Regions from separate parts of the Mus musculus genome. Here region 2 is linked to region 1. Evidence: chromatin loops called from intact Hi-C (ENCODE). Cell type or tissue: left cerebral cortex. All regions are shown on one strand. Links, peaks and the distances in the headings refer to the core of each region. The heading gives the core; the rest is flanking DNA.

Region 1 (4,000 bases), core at 1-4,000:
AATGCCATTCTCGCTTCTAGTTTGTTAAGAAGTGAAGCAAGCCTTTTGTGGGCTGGATAACACTAATCTTTGCACCGAAACTATGGGTGTTAACCAAGCTTGTTCTGAGAGCTGATGGCTAAAATGGGAGGATGAGAAAGACATTCATTTCTGTCTTCATTGAACCATAAAAAGTGAGTCATGCAGGATAGGCTCTGGGGTCAGAGCGTGCATCAGAACTGTGAGGAAGCAGGGCCTTCCCCATAATGGCTATGCTCAGGGCAGCTTCTGGGTGGCTTCTTTTGCTACTTCCCACCCTACCCCCAGCATGGTGAGTCTCTTCCCATAGCAGCAACTGGACTCTGTGGCAATCCCTGAAGTATGAACTGAGTCATGGTAGAACTCAGTAACTCAAAGTTTGCAGACATTTCCCCAATGTACCACCATTAGACGGAACACCATGAATTGCAGAGAGACTCCACAAAGGGAAAGGCAGAGATGATTGTCTCCAAGCTCCAGTATGTAACATGATTGTGTGGTGCAATTTTCCCTGGAAAGAGTATCACTAGGAAGGTAAGCAGCCCAGGTCTACTGTAACAGTCAGCTAGAAACGTTCTGGAAGAGGAAGAAGTCCCGAATCAGTTCAGTCAGCTTTCACCAGGCCGTGCTTCAGGAGCAAACAGTCCTTAATTTCAGAGGCTCCCAACAACTAAAGCGTGGACTTCAGGGTTTGACTGAGTTTTCTCAGTATGAGCTCCATACCAAGAAGCAAAGGTGCATCTTATAGCAAAGGGACAAAGAGCGATGACAGGACCATGGGAAAGCTCTTCATGCTTCTGCTTGGAAGGTGACAGGTGTGACTTCTACTCTGTACTTATTCAAGTTCTCAGGGGAAGGTTCTAAGACAAGAGTCTGAGTTCATTTATATCATTTGCAGGAAATGCTAGTATCGAAGTGGAAAGTGAGCCAAGGAAGGATCAGTAGCTGGGGCAGATGGGTCATGGAGCTCCAGACCACCCCAGGCTAATGTGTTGACCCTTTTAAGCTTGTTGATCATCGCTGCTTCGTAGAGGTCAGCTCCCCAGAGCTCCAGGCTGTGTGAACACAGGCAGACTGACCTTCTCATTTCTGATGGGCTGTAGGTAAAGTCAGAGACACTAGCAGGTGGCTGCTTGCCTGATGTCACTGGAGTGATATGGCATGAGATATGAGGGCATGAGATTGTGGACATTTCATTGGCAACACATGTTTTGGGGATGTGTGCTGTCTTTCTATGAAGAAATAGAAAACATTGAAAATGAAGGCACAGTTTCTGCAGGAAGTATGAACTCTGAGGTATTAAATGCTGGGAAATCTTTAGTGGTAGAAAGTGGACATGTAGATACAGGGGTGGGGTTCATCTATGCTTTGCAGGATCCCTCCCTCACCTGCACAAAGCTACTTCTGAATCCTTCCTTCTACAATGACTAAAATGATCAGATATTGCCAATTGCCCCTAGGTGGAAAATTTACCCTCTAACAAACCAGTGCTGCACACTGCTATTTCTCAAGGAGTTGCCTGCTGAAAGATGTCATGGCTTAATAGGAGAAACAAGACAATTGATATAGGAGCTACAGTGGTAGCCACCCAGAGGTGCTCGAGTCTGTTCAGATAACTTCACAGTGAAACAGAAATTCTTTGAGAATGGGAATATCAGCTATCTTAAGGGCGGGATGTCCAGGGGAGACTCTAGAGATAATAACATCTGTAGATCTTGAAGGCGATGGGGCATTTTCCAGATGAGCATGGGCCTTTGTGTAGCTTGTGATGAGAAGGGATAAGAAAATGACAGGTGGGGGCATTTGTTCAACAGTATGCAGGTTTTCTCCCTACTTTAGCTCCAACCCTGGCTTGAAACCCTACCAAAAAAGCATGTTGGCAGCAAGTCACTTTCTTTCTGTGCATTGTAAGAAGTTCCTATAAAGCACCTTCTTTCAGGGTCAGTCTTGTCCATCATTCCCAGATGACCAGATTAGTTAGCAGCATTCCTGAGCAACCTGTATCCTAGAATTCCATCACTTGGGGGAATCCCTCATCTGTCTCCCAATCTCAAGAGTATCTCTGACAAACTATGCATATTAGAAAGTATAGCCCCCTTGATTGTGAGTGGGTCACTCTCATCAACGTGTTCCAGGTGTTTCCTGTCCACAGTCCCTTCCTTTCTCATAATCAGGCTTCTGGCTGCTGGCTGCCTGCTGCTGGCTGCCACCTACTCAAGCCTGCATGATGGGGAGCAGGGCGAGTCTGTCTTACAGGGTGGAATCTGAATTTTCTGCCTGGGCGATGCCTGACTAATCCATTAACCAGCTGTCTCCTCTGCACATTCCCAGAAGATGGCTTTCTTTCCATTCCTAGTCTACCCTACTCCCACCTCCACCATGTTCCATCCTTTCTCCTTACTCATGCCCCACCTGTACCCTTCTGTAGGGAGGCAGCACTCCTTCCCAATAAGAGATCATGTAGGACAGCTCACCATTGGCCTACTGTTCAAACTGAGGAATGTTACCCAGCCTCTCTGGACATTTTCCTTCTCTTTTTCTATGAATGGGACTATAGCAGTACCCACTTACAGGGGTGGGAAGATTTAAAGAAGTCAGATACCTGGGAAGTATTTCCGATGTGGCTAGCACATGGAAAGCCTTCCATGACAGCCAGCTAGCGTCAGTGGTCCAAAGTGATAAATGTCAGCTAAAGAGAACCTAGAGTCTGTGACTAGATGTGGATGTAGTCAAGCTACTAGGAAGCTGGGTGCAGGAAATCCAGTCCATCGTGCCTCTGCTGTGATTCCAATATCAATCTGCAGCAGCAAAATGGCCTCTGAGGGAATTAAGGGCTCAGAAAGGAATGGCAATATTCTTGCCCAAGAAGTATTTATGAAACGATCAGATAAATGCCAATGATGGTGATAATAGTCACACTGTAGCCCATGTTCTCTTCCAGGCTTTTCTGCACCTGACAACTGATTACATTTTTACCACAGTCCCATGCATTGTTATTACTGTCAGAAATTCTCCTTGTGTGAATGATGTGTTTGGGATTCAGTGTGGTTAAAACAATTTGCCTAAGGTCATGCAGGTCGTAATTGTCAGAAGGAGAACTGAATGTGTCTTGGGCTGTGCTCCGGCAGATGTCATCATGTGCACTAATTCAGATTATCCAGCTATGTCCATTTATAGCTGTGATTAGGACCAAGCTAGGTACATGTCTTTCTCAGATGCAATAATGCCTGTGAAATTTTGGATTGGGACGGAAGTGGCCCACAGTGAGGCTAGACATACTCTATGAAACAGCCACACATTAAGAGGACTAGTTGGGAGATCTAAAACTTAAGGAACTCTGCACAGTCACATCAATTCATCTGTGAAATGTTCATGGTTTCCATATTCTGGGGCAGATAGCCCCAGTTTGGGTATCCCTAGATGAAAATAGAGGCTCTGCTCTTCACACCACACAGATGATTCACACAGATGGTCACCAGGCAGATGATTCTATGTGGCAGGTGGACAGACTCCCACCACCTTCTGACAAAAGCCTTTCCATAGCTTCTACAGCATAAGACAACATCCAACTGTGTAGCTCACTGCAGTTGCTCCTCTTTGAACCTGAAACCAACACCCAGTTTGGAGTGCCTGCCACAGCTGTGTGAGCATTGCTCAGGAGCCACCCACGTGCATGATAGTGAGTATGCTCCCTGGACTCCTTAAACATAGGATGCATGCAGTGTTCACAAAAGGAAAGTAGACAGGTTCTTTGTGACCTTGGGAGTTGCTTGACTAAATGAAGTGATGTTGAATCTCTCTCTCTCTCTCTCTCTCTCTCTCTCTCTCTCTCTCTCTCTCTCTCTCTCTCTCTTTTCCCTTATTCCCTCTCTCTTACCCCCTTTCTCCATCTCTACATTCCTTCCTTCCATCTCTCTAAATCTATTGTTATGTATGAATATTGGCACTATTATGCCACAATGCCCATATGGAGGCCCTTCCT
Region 2 (8,540 bases), core at 2,261-6,260, 70 kb before region 1:
TCGCATTGGCAACCTTTGGTTGGATTAAAGGATGAGACAAAAATCACGATCATTTTCAGCTCTCTTCAGTTGGACAAGCTAGTTCTCATACTTAAGGACAGTCCGCTGAAGGATGCAGGTGCCAGCTGTAGGCAGCAAGACACATCTGGAGAAGTACAAGGCAGGTCCCTTGTGTTGCTACAGGGATACAAGAAGCCTGTGGGGGCTCCTGTAGAATTCAATGTGAGAGTACTTACAAAGCTGTAACATGTGTGCCTGTGAAATGGCATCATAACAAACCACATCATACAGTGCTCTTGGGGGAGGTAGGGACTAAGAATATAGACGGTCTTTAAATGTTCATCTGAAACAATATTCCAGAGAAGTGCCCCTCTGGTGACAGTTTTGTTCATGAATTAGCATATAAGGACATGCTCAATTTAATGTGTTTCTGTCCTTAGGCTGGGTATCAAGAGGAACAAGGCAATGTGCCATTTATTATTAATCATGGGATATTCTACTTAGCAAAGCAGGGCTTCTAGCTCTTTTATGCCAGAGATAGAGATATTTTAAATTCTCTATTGGCTTTGTCTGAAATATCTGCACCTCTGAGGTGAAATGAGACATGAAGCCCTTGAAAAAAAAATCAAACAGAAAAGACTCATGAATCTGTCCAATTGCGGAAATACAAAGGTTTCTAAAAAGAGAGCACACAGAGGATTGGAGATTGCTTTGAAGCCTGTGGGAAGGACCTGTGATGAGATGCAATGGTCTGTATACCTACCGGGGGATGTCTAAACGAGGAGAAACAACAGTGGAGAGACTAAGTCTTTTCTCTTCAAAAGCATCATAAGCAGGTGTTCAGCTTTGGAAAATACAGGGAATGGGAGAGAAGAGACAATGTCCAGGTGATGTTTGATATAGGGGTGAAAATTTAAGGTTTCAGTATGCAGGATTAAAACTATGAAAGTAGAAACACTGCATGCGGTACCCCAGAAGTCTGGGTCTACTTGAGTTTGGAAGCCCATCATTGCTTCTGTTCCAGTCTCCCTTTCCTCTCATGCAGGGACATAAATTTACATACATATTTATTTATTTTCCTATACACATTTATTTTCCTATCCATTTTCATCTTTTTGACCATTTAAGCTTCCTTATGATTCTTGTAAGTATTCTTTCAGCTTATTAGTACTCGTCAGCCTCATTGGATTTCCTATTAAATTATCCACTGAATTTTTTATTTCATCGTTGTACTTTTCCATTTTAGACTTTTCCTGTGGTTATATTTTAAGGCTTATAGTTTTCTGCTAAAGTTATCCATCTTGTCCTTGGTTTCCTTGAGGATATTTGGCATAGATATGTTTTAAAGTGGTATCAGAAAACAACATTACCTAGAGCTTTATGACTCTCCTTCTTTGGTCTGTGTTTCTTTTGATTTTCAGTTACATGGTCTTGCCTTCCCTCTTGGTCAGTTGTGCCTGCTACAATGGAATGACATACACTGAATGATTAATGTTTATTTCTCATAGTCATAGAGGCTAGGAAGTCCAAGATGAAGACACTAGCATTACATGACTTGACTAACGTCTAGCGAAGACCTACTTCTTAATTTATAGGTGTTGCAATCTTGCTGTCCCTTTACATGAAGGAAGGCAGGGGAGAAAACTCTCTGGGTTCCATTTCACAGAGTCAGTAATATCACTCATAAGGGTTCTATCCTCATGATCTAATTACTTCCCAAGCATTCTACCTTTGAATGCTATACTATGGGAGTAGTTAGGATTTCTACAGAAGGTTTTTGAGGGAGACACAGGCATTCACTCCATTGAATCATCACTTAGAAGTATGCTTAGCTTCATCCTGGTGACATTATAGATAGAATGACTTAAGTCCACTAAGTGTTCTCAGAATTTTCCATCCTAAGGTCTCACCAAGTTTCAGCTGCTCAGGCACCTGTGGATTTTCTTAGTTCAGAAATAAGATGTGCTATATGAAAATTTTACATATGATCTGATTTGACATATGTCATTTGGTAAGACATATACACTGAAGAATTGTGGTAATAGAGCCATATCCTCGAATCCTGGGTAGAGTTGGTGATATATTCCAAATCAGCTTCTCTTTCATTCTTATTTTAAAACTTTCCCAGTGAGAGACACAAATGACTTCAAAATTATAAATCTTTATTTTCTCTAAAAGTTCAGTGTTCAAACCCACAGCAAATGTAGCAGATGTACACACCCTGAGGGCCCATCCCATGAAAAATGAGGATGTGAGGATCTATTATACCGTGAAAGTGCCTTCTCCAAGGAAAGAGGACAAGCTCTCAGGCTTACCTATCCAAACCATCAGCAGAAAGGATTTTTTTACCTTTTGCTGAAGCTGATGTGACTACAGTTGAGATTTTTAATTCTCTGTATTTCGGGACTAGCATTAAATCCCTCCTGTCTCTCTTGGCCATAAACAAAGCTCAAAATAGATGAAGAACAACACTTATAAATACTCCAACTTCAGCTCTTACATTGACTAATTGGGCACAGATTTAGGTAAAAGCCACAGCTAGGCAGTCTAGTTGGGAGGGGCCATGGCTAAGTGAAGAACTAACTGTCCCATGTAGGCAAAGCAGTGCTTATCAACTCTGGGCTCCAATCGATTGTTATTATATGGAAGCATAGATCTAAGCATTTCAGTCCTGAATCATTTGAAAGGCCAGTAACTCGACTTTAGCTCTCCCAGTTTTTAATGTTATGACTAATTTCACAGTTTTAAACATGTATGTGGGATACTCTGCCTTTCATTATAGTCCCCAGGCCCCAGCAGTGGACTTTTGGCTGTGTGTTCAGAACTGAAGCATCAGTACTGGGTGAAGGTAGCTTCACGTGCTGCTTCCTCTGCTGTTTCTCCCACACCGGTGTCATTCCCAAAACACAGCACTGGGGTTTTCTGAGTCCACTTGAGATGTTAAAACTGCACTTCCTTGTTCTGGCATCTCAAGATTTTTGAACAGCTTGCTCAGTGAGGTCCCTTTCCTTACACTTAAAATAGGAGCTTAGGGTTTGCTCACAAGAGGAGTTGATTGTATTACATAACCCCAAGGCACACAGACTATGACTGATCTATTACCATATGGCCCGTCGATAGTTTTCAAGAAAAGTCAAGCCACTCATTTGGATGGTTCTAGAAGTCTTCTCAAGTGGCATATAGAAACAATATTTATTCATTTTTGATTTTGGATAATTTAGAGGTATTATCCAAATAGAAATTCTCTTCTGGTCTGAGAGCAAGTAAATAAGTTGCTGGAAAGGTGATTGGGGCAGTTATCGGAAACAAGGCCTGTTGAATGTGCGATTGCTTTATTTGGGGACTGTTCCAGAGAGTGAGCCTGTGCCTTGGAAGAAATGACAGGAAAGAAATCAGGGATAAGTGCTGGAGAGATGGTTCACTTGCTGATATTGTAGAGAACCAAGGTTCTATGGGTGGCTCTCAACAATTTAGTTCAAGGAATTTGATTCCCTTCTTCTGACCTTTGTAAGCACAAAGCACACACGTAGCACACACATATATGCAAACAAAATGTACATACACATAAATAAATATTAAAAGAGAAAGAAACAAGGGAAACTAATAGAGCCATTGGTCCCAAATTCAGTAATAAAAGGCTCGATTTTTCACGAGTTTCTCTGTCTTTTCCTAGGCTTGTTATATTCATTACGGTGTCATAATCTGTTTCACACAATTATGTTACTTATCCAGGCCATAGCTAAAATGTTCTGGATAGCTTCTGATGCCATTTCAACGTTGTCTCTGTCCTGTAGGAATGAAAGAATAGACATTTCTTTGTTATGAATGTTAAATGAGCAGATAAAAGCTTTTTTTTGGAGATTGGGGAAGGCTGTTAAATCTACAATTATATAGTGTTGTTTTGTTTGATTTTATTTTGTGTGTATGGTGTTTTGACAGCATCTATGTCTGTGAACCACTTACTTGCCTGATTCCCGAGGGCCAGAAGAGGGCGTTAGATCCTCCTGGAACAGAGGTTATAGACAGTTGGGAACTACTATGTGGATGCCGGGAACCCCAGTCCCCTGGGAGAACAGCCAGAGTGCTCTCAATTCCTGAGTTATCTCTCCAGCACTACCTGGTACCCTGTACCCTGATTGTTTTGTTGTTGTTTGGTTGGTTGTTTCTTAAACTAAATGTTTCAGCATACTGTTTTCTTTCTGGAGTTGAAATCTAAAGTTTAAATCCATTTTACATATATGTTCTTGATTCAAATCAATTCTACTTTCTGAGTACACACTCTAAACAGGAAAATGTAGAGTGTGGGTTAATTGCATAGGTGTTAGGAAATGAAACACATAACACTTCACCATCAAAAAATAATAACCAGTATATACTAATTGAGAAATCTAGGTGGCTTATTTACATTTGTCCAGGCTTGCCCAACTTCTGCAGTTTGGGAAAGAAAGAAACAAATGTCATCCAGGACCCAGATTTAGTGTCAAACTTATTTGTATTTCCAATGAATGATTTCTTCATTTAAGAATAAGTCATGAAACAAGCATATGACATGCCTACCACATGCTTCTCCACAATGAATTTTCTCTGGGATTCTCTTCCAAGCACTGCTGTTAGCAGGCTCTCTGTCAATGTATTTTTAATTCAACGAAATGTGAAAAGAATCTATTCTAAAACTGGATGACTCAGACTTTTAACAGTTCTTTTTCACCCCTTATTCTTTCACTTCTAGTACTTGAAGAAAGAAACTGCTCAGACCTTGGGGGGCCAGTCAATGGGTACAAGAAAATCACAGAAGGTCCTGGACTTCTCAATGAGCGCCATGTAAAAATTGGCACGGTTGTGTCTTTCTTTTGTAACGGCTCATACGTTCTGAGTGGCAATGAGAAACGAACTTGCCAGCAGAATGGAGAGTGGTCAGGAAAGCAACCTGTCTGCATGAAAGGTAACTCACGGACATTTCTGGATTCTACAGATGTACATACTCTTTGACAGGTCCAGTGCCTGCCTTAAGTCCATGGAATACTGTTTTCTTGTAGGCTCATCCTTAAACCATATGTAATTCCTACCTTGGAGACAATCATTTAAAAACATTGTGTCTTGTTTCCTGGGTCCCAAGAAGTCTTCACTCTGATCTTACCTAAGATGATGGAGAAGAGCAGTTTGGGGAAGATGCTAAGGCTGTGTTTTAGATATGGAAATCCAAGGACAGAAGTTGTAAGCCTTTGCACATCTGTTTTTGTAATATATGTAATAAAAGAGCCAATAAGCATATGTCCCTGGTCACCTACATAGAGGGGACACTACAGATGTAGATGGATAAAGCCAAACACAGCAAACCTTCAAACAGATGAATAAGTAGTTTGGAAAACAGAGGTTGCAGCATTCCCAAAATAGAGGTGATAGTGTGATGTGGGTAGGGTTGGTTGCAGTCAGGAGGGATTTAAGGATGCTAGGAGGAGCTGAGATAATATTTCAGATGAAAGACAGGAGAAAAAAAGTGGGTATAGACTAAAGTGGAAGCATCTGTCTATGGGAAGCTCAAGGCAAGCCATCTAGGAAGTGACATTTAAAATATAGGTTGGAAGCAGAAACCCCTAGACTGTTGTGTCGGGAGATGGAGCCCTCCACAGTGGTGATGCAGCTTTGCCCTGACTTTATTCATTGATTGTTTCAGATAGATGCCTTCTTTACTGAGAAGAAGTGTGTGCTCATGTCCTAGATTGTCAAGACCATTGCCCCTACCCATCACCCTCTCTGCTGGGTGTTTGTCAACAACCTGAACCACGGGGAAAGGAATGAAAGAGAAAAAAGGATCAATGTGAAAGGGAGAAATCACTTTAGACTTTTGCCAGAAGCTACTTTCCTCCTCCCAGCACAAGGCCTGAGGTTTTATTTCATTAAGTATGGGAACGGTGTTGCATATGTCCTTGGAGGGTTTTTTGTCAACTTTCCTCTTACAAATTAATACAACCAAAGTACTCTAAGTTGCTAATTAGACAAATGTTGGCTGCTAGATTGGGAAAGAGAGATGGGAAGGATTCGTTTTCCCTGGAAGAAAAAAAGAAAGATTTCAGTGAATTGAAACTGGGCTCTGAGTTGTCCTCTGGTGACTGCTAGGGACCTTCATTGCAGAGACAGGACAAGGAATGACTGGTTACTCAAGACTTATTTATAATTGGCACTGCCGTCTGGTTTGAAACAAGGACTCCCTAATTCCCTCTGTGGGCTCTATTTTGGAGCCTTCACTTTGAGTTTTATTCCACTATGATCTAGTTTGCTGACACCATTCCCATGAACAGATGGCCCTAATCTATTAACTGCCACTGTCCCAAGTCTCCTCAGAAGAACAGTTTTTCAGAGGAGACAGCTGAGTTCTATAGTAGCAGCTCCCAGGGGAAAAGCAGCTGCCATCTTGCTAAGTACGCTGTTGAAGCTTTTCTAACCCATGCAGCCCCAGAGACCTGTGAATGATTGCATGGTGTCTGGAAGGGTGGGAGTCAGGTGTTATTCTGGGTGTCGTGATGTGACCAGTAAGGTCGGAAAAGCATCACACAGCTTGGCTTATCTGTTTCTAGCCTGCCGGGAACCGAAGATCTCAGACCTGGTGAGAAGGAGAGTCCTTTCGATGCAGGTTCAGTCAAGGTGAGGCCAAGCACCTGAACTCCTTTTTCAAGGCGAATGGCTATTTCCCTTCTCCACTTGCATTTGGCCAAAGAGAGCCTGGCATTTCTAAGGGACATTTAGTGCTAACTGGTCATGAAAGAATGGGGCTTGTTAGATGGAGGCTCATTAGCCAGCTGCTTTTGGCTAAGAGGAAGCTACTATTGGAAGAAGTACAAGTTTTATTGGATCGTGGGAAAGCAGATGGTTGGTGAGAAGAAGCAAGGCTTCCCCAATGATCTTTGAGGAGTTGGATTCTAATACTTTAGTCTTCCTGAAATGGCTGCTTCTTTATTATGGCAGCTTCTAGGAGATGACAATCCTGCTAAATCATGCAGCCAGCTAGGGTTTCGGAAGATGGTCTTGATGCTGACCAATCAGATGGGGCAGTCTGATGGAGATCAGGAGCTAGAGATAAAGGATTAATAAGAGAGACATGAACTCCTGCGTATACTCGGTGTTCTTCTCGGGAGGAAAGCTAAGGCCTACCTGATAGTGAGAAAGGAGGCCACTTCACTGCGGGTGCGCAGATCTCTTAGGTTTCCTTCTACCCAGACCAAGCATAATTCTGTTTGAGAAAAGTTAACCCTGTGGCTCCTTCAGTCTGGCAACTGTTTCTACTGGATCTCACAGGGGCTTACCCCTCTGCCAACCTTCAGTTCTCTGCTTTTTCACCTAGCAGAGAGATCATCTCTGACTGTTCTTTTATGCTAGATAAATACTCTACTACTACATCTTCAGCCCCCCCCCAGCCCCCAGCTATCATTTGAAATAAAACTAGTAACATCACATGTGTCCTGAAACCACATCAGGCTGTTTCCATTACCTGGTATTCTATGGCCTTCACCATGATTCTGATTTCATTTTGTCATCCCTGTCTTCTCCTCCTCTTCCTCCTCCTCCTCTTCCTCCTCCTCTTCCTCATCCTCCTCCTCCCTCTCCTCCTCCTCCCCCTCCTCCTCCCCCCTCCTCCTCTCTTTTCTCTGCCACCATGTCTGCCACATAGACACCATTCAGTAAATAGTTCTTGAATGAGTAAACTGTATTAACAGTCAAGGACTAAAAGCCTGCTTCTGCCTCTCTTTAATCCTAGTTATGTTTAAACAATTTCCTGAAGTTAAATGGGCCTTCATCTTCTTTTTTGAAAAACAGGGGTAATTAATAATGGTTCCCCTAGGACTGCTGTAAGGATCAAAACCATACTGACAGATGACACTGAGGCTGTGTGCCAGCTGTTGCTCCTGTCACTTTACATAGATTAGTTTACTTAGTTCTCACCGTAACCATAGAAGCTGGGTATTTTTATTATTATTTGCATCTTATTAACATATCCTTGCATATGTGGAAACTGAGGTTCTAAGGAGTTAAGTGATTTCCAGAACAAGATGTCAAGTCTAAAGCAGAACTGACTTGGATTGTCCTTCAGTGAAGGTCGCTAACCACACTCACCCCTGCTCAGGTTCTCATCCACATTTGCCTTTCTCCCTTGGGAACAATGGCAGTAGAACACAGACTCTGTCTCCTCTCTGCCTTGGTGGCTTCCCTGGAGTGGGCTAGCCACTAAGTGCAATGCTCTCCCTGTTTAAGTGTTGTCACCTGCGCAGGAATCCTGAGCTAAACAAAGAGACAATAGCGATTCCTACTGTTGTAGCAGTTTTAGTGGGAGAAGGCACTAGGTGACTCCTGCAATCGAGAAAGCAAGCCTAAAGTCTAGTTGAAGGGTCTTTCTGGAAGGTCAGCTGTAGCTCTCTGAAACAAATATCAACTTCAGTGACCAAAAAGCAAGCAGGTTGTACATTCAGAAGCTCCTAGACCTAGCTATAGACAGAGCCTAAATATCTGTTGAATGAAATCACTGTGGACTGAATTTTTCCTGAGCC

What was found. A loop is a pair of places that touch in the nucleus more often than their neighbours do. Peaks named below come from ENCODE experiments on the same cell type or tissue, not always from the same donor. Only the 100,000 strongest peaks of a DNase experiment are listed, where the experiment ranks them.
Region 2: it touches region 1 in a loop (5-fold over the local background); 1 of 42 quality-filtered maps calls a loop at or near these places.

What each region holds. Positions count from the first base shown.
Region 1 is chr2:102,701,430-102,705,429 of GRCm38, forward strand. The region is part of intron 1 of Slc1a2 (solute carrier family 1 (glial high affinity glutamate transporter), member 2); the gene reads left to right. Among named protein-coding and RNA genes, the nearest start is that of Gm13872, 43 kb to the right of the region's middle. In left cerebral cortex, for the core only: no CTCF peak of the experiment used is centred there; DNase peaks (open chromatin) are centred at 2,303 and 3,526; H3K27ac peaks cover 3,247 bases.
Region 2 is chr2:102,629,599-102,638,138 of GRCm38, forward strand. Pamr1 (peptidase domain containing associated with muscle regeneration 1) reads left to right here. Exons shown (of 11, transcript NM_173749.4): 7 at 4,730-4,942; 8 at 6,576-6,642. Among named protein-coding and RNA genes, the nearest start is that of Slc1a2, 25 kb to the right of the region's middle. In left cerebral cortex, for the core only: no CTCF peak of the experiment used is centred there; DNase peaks (open chromatin) are centred at 2,952, 4,630, 5,335 and 6,138; H3K27ac peaks cover 3,921 bases.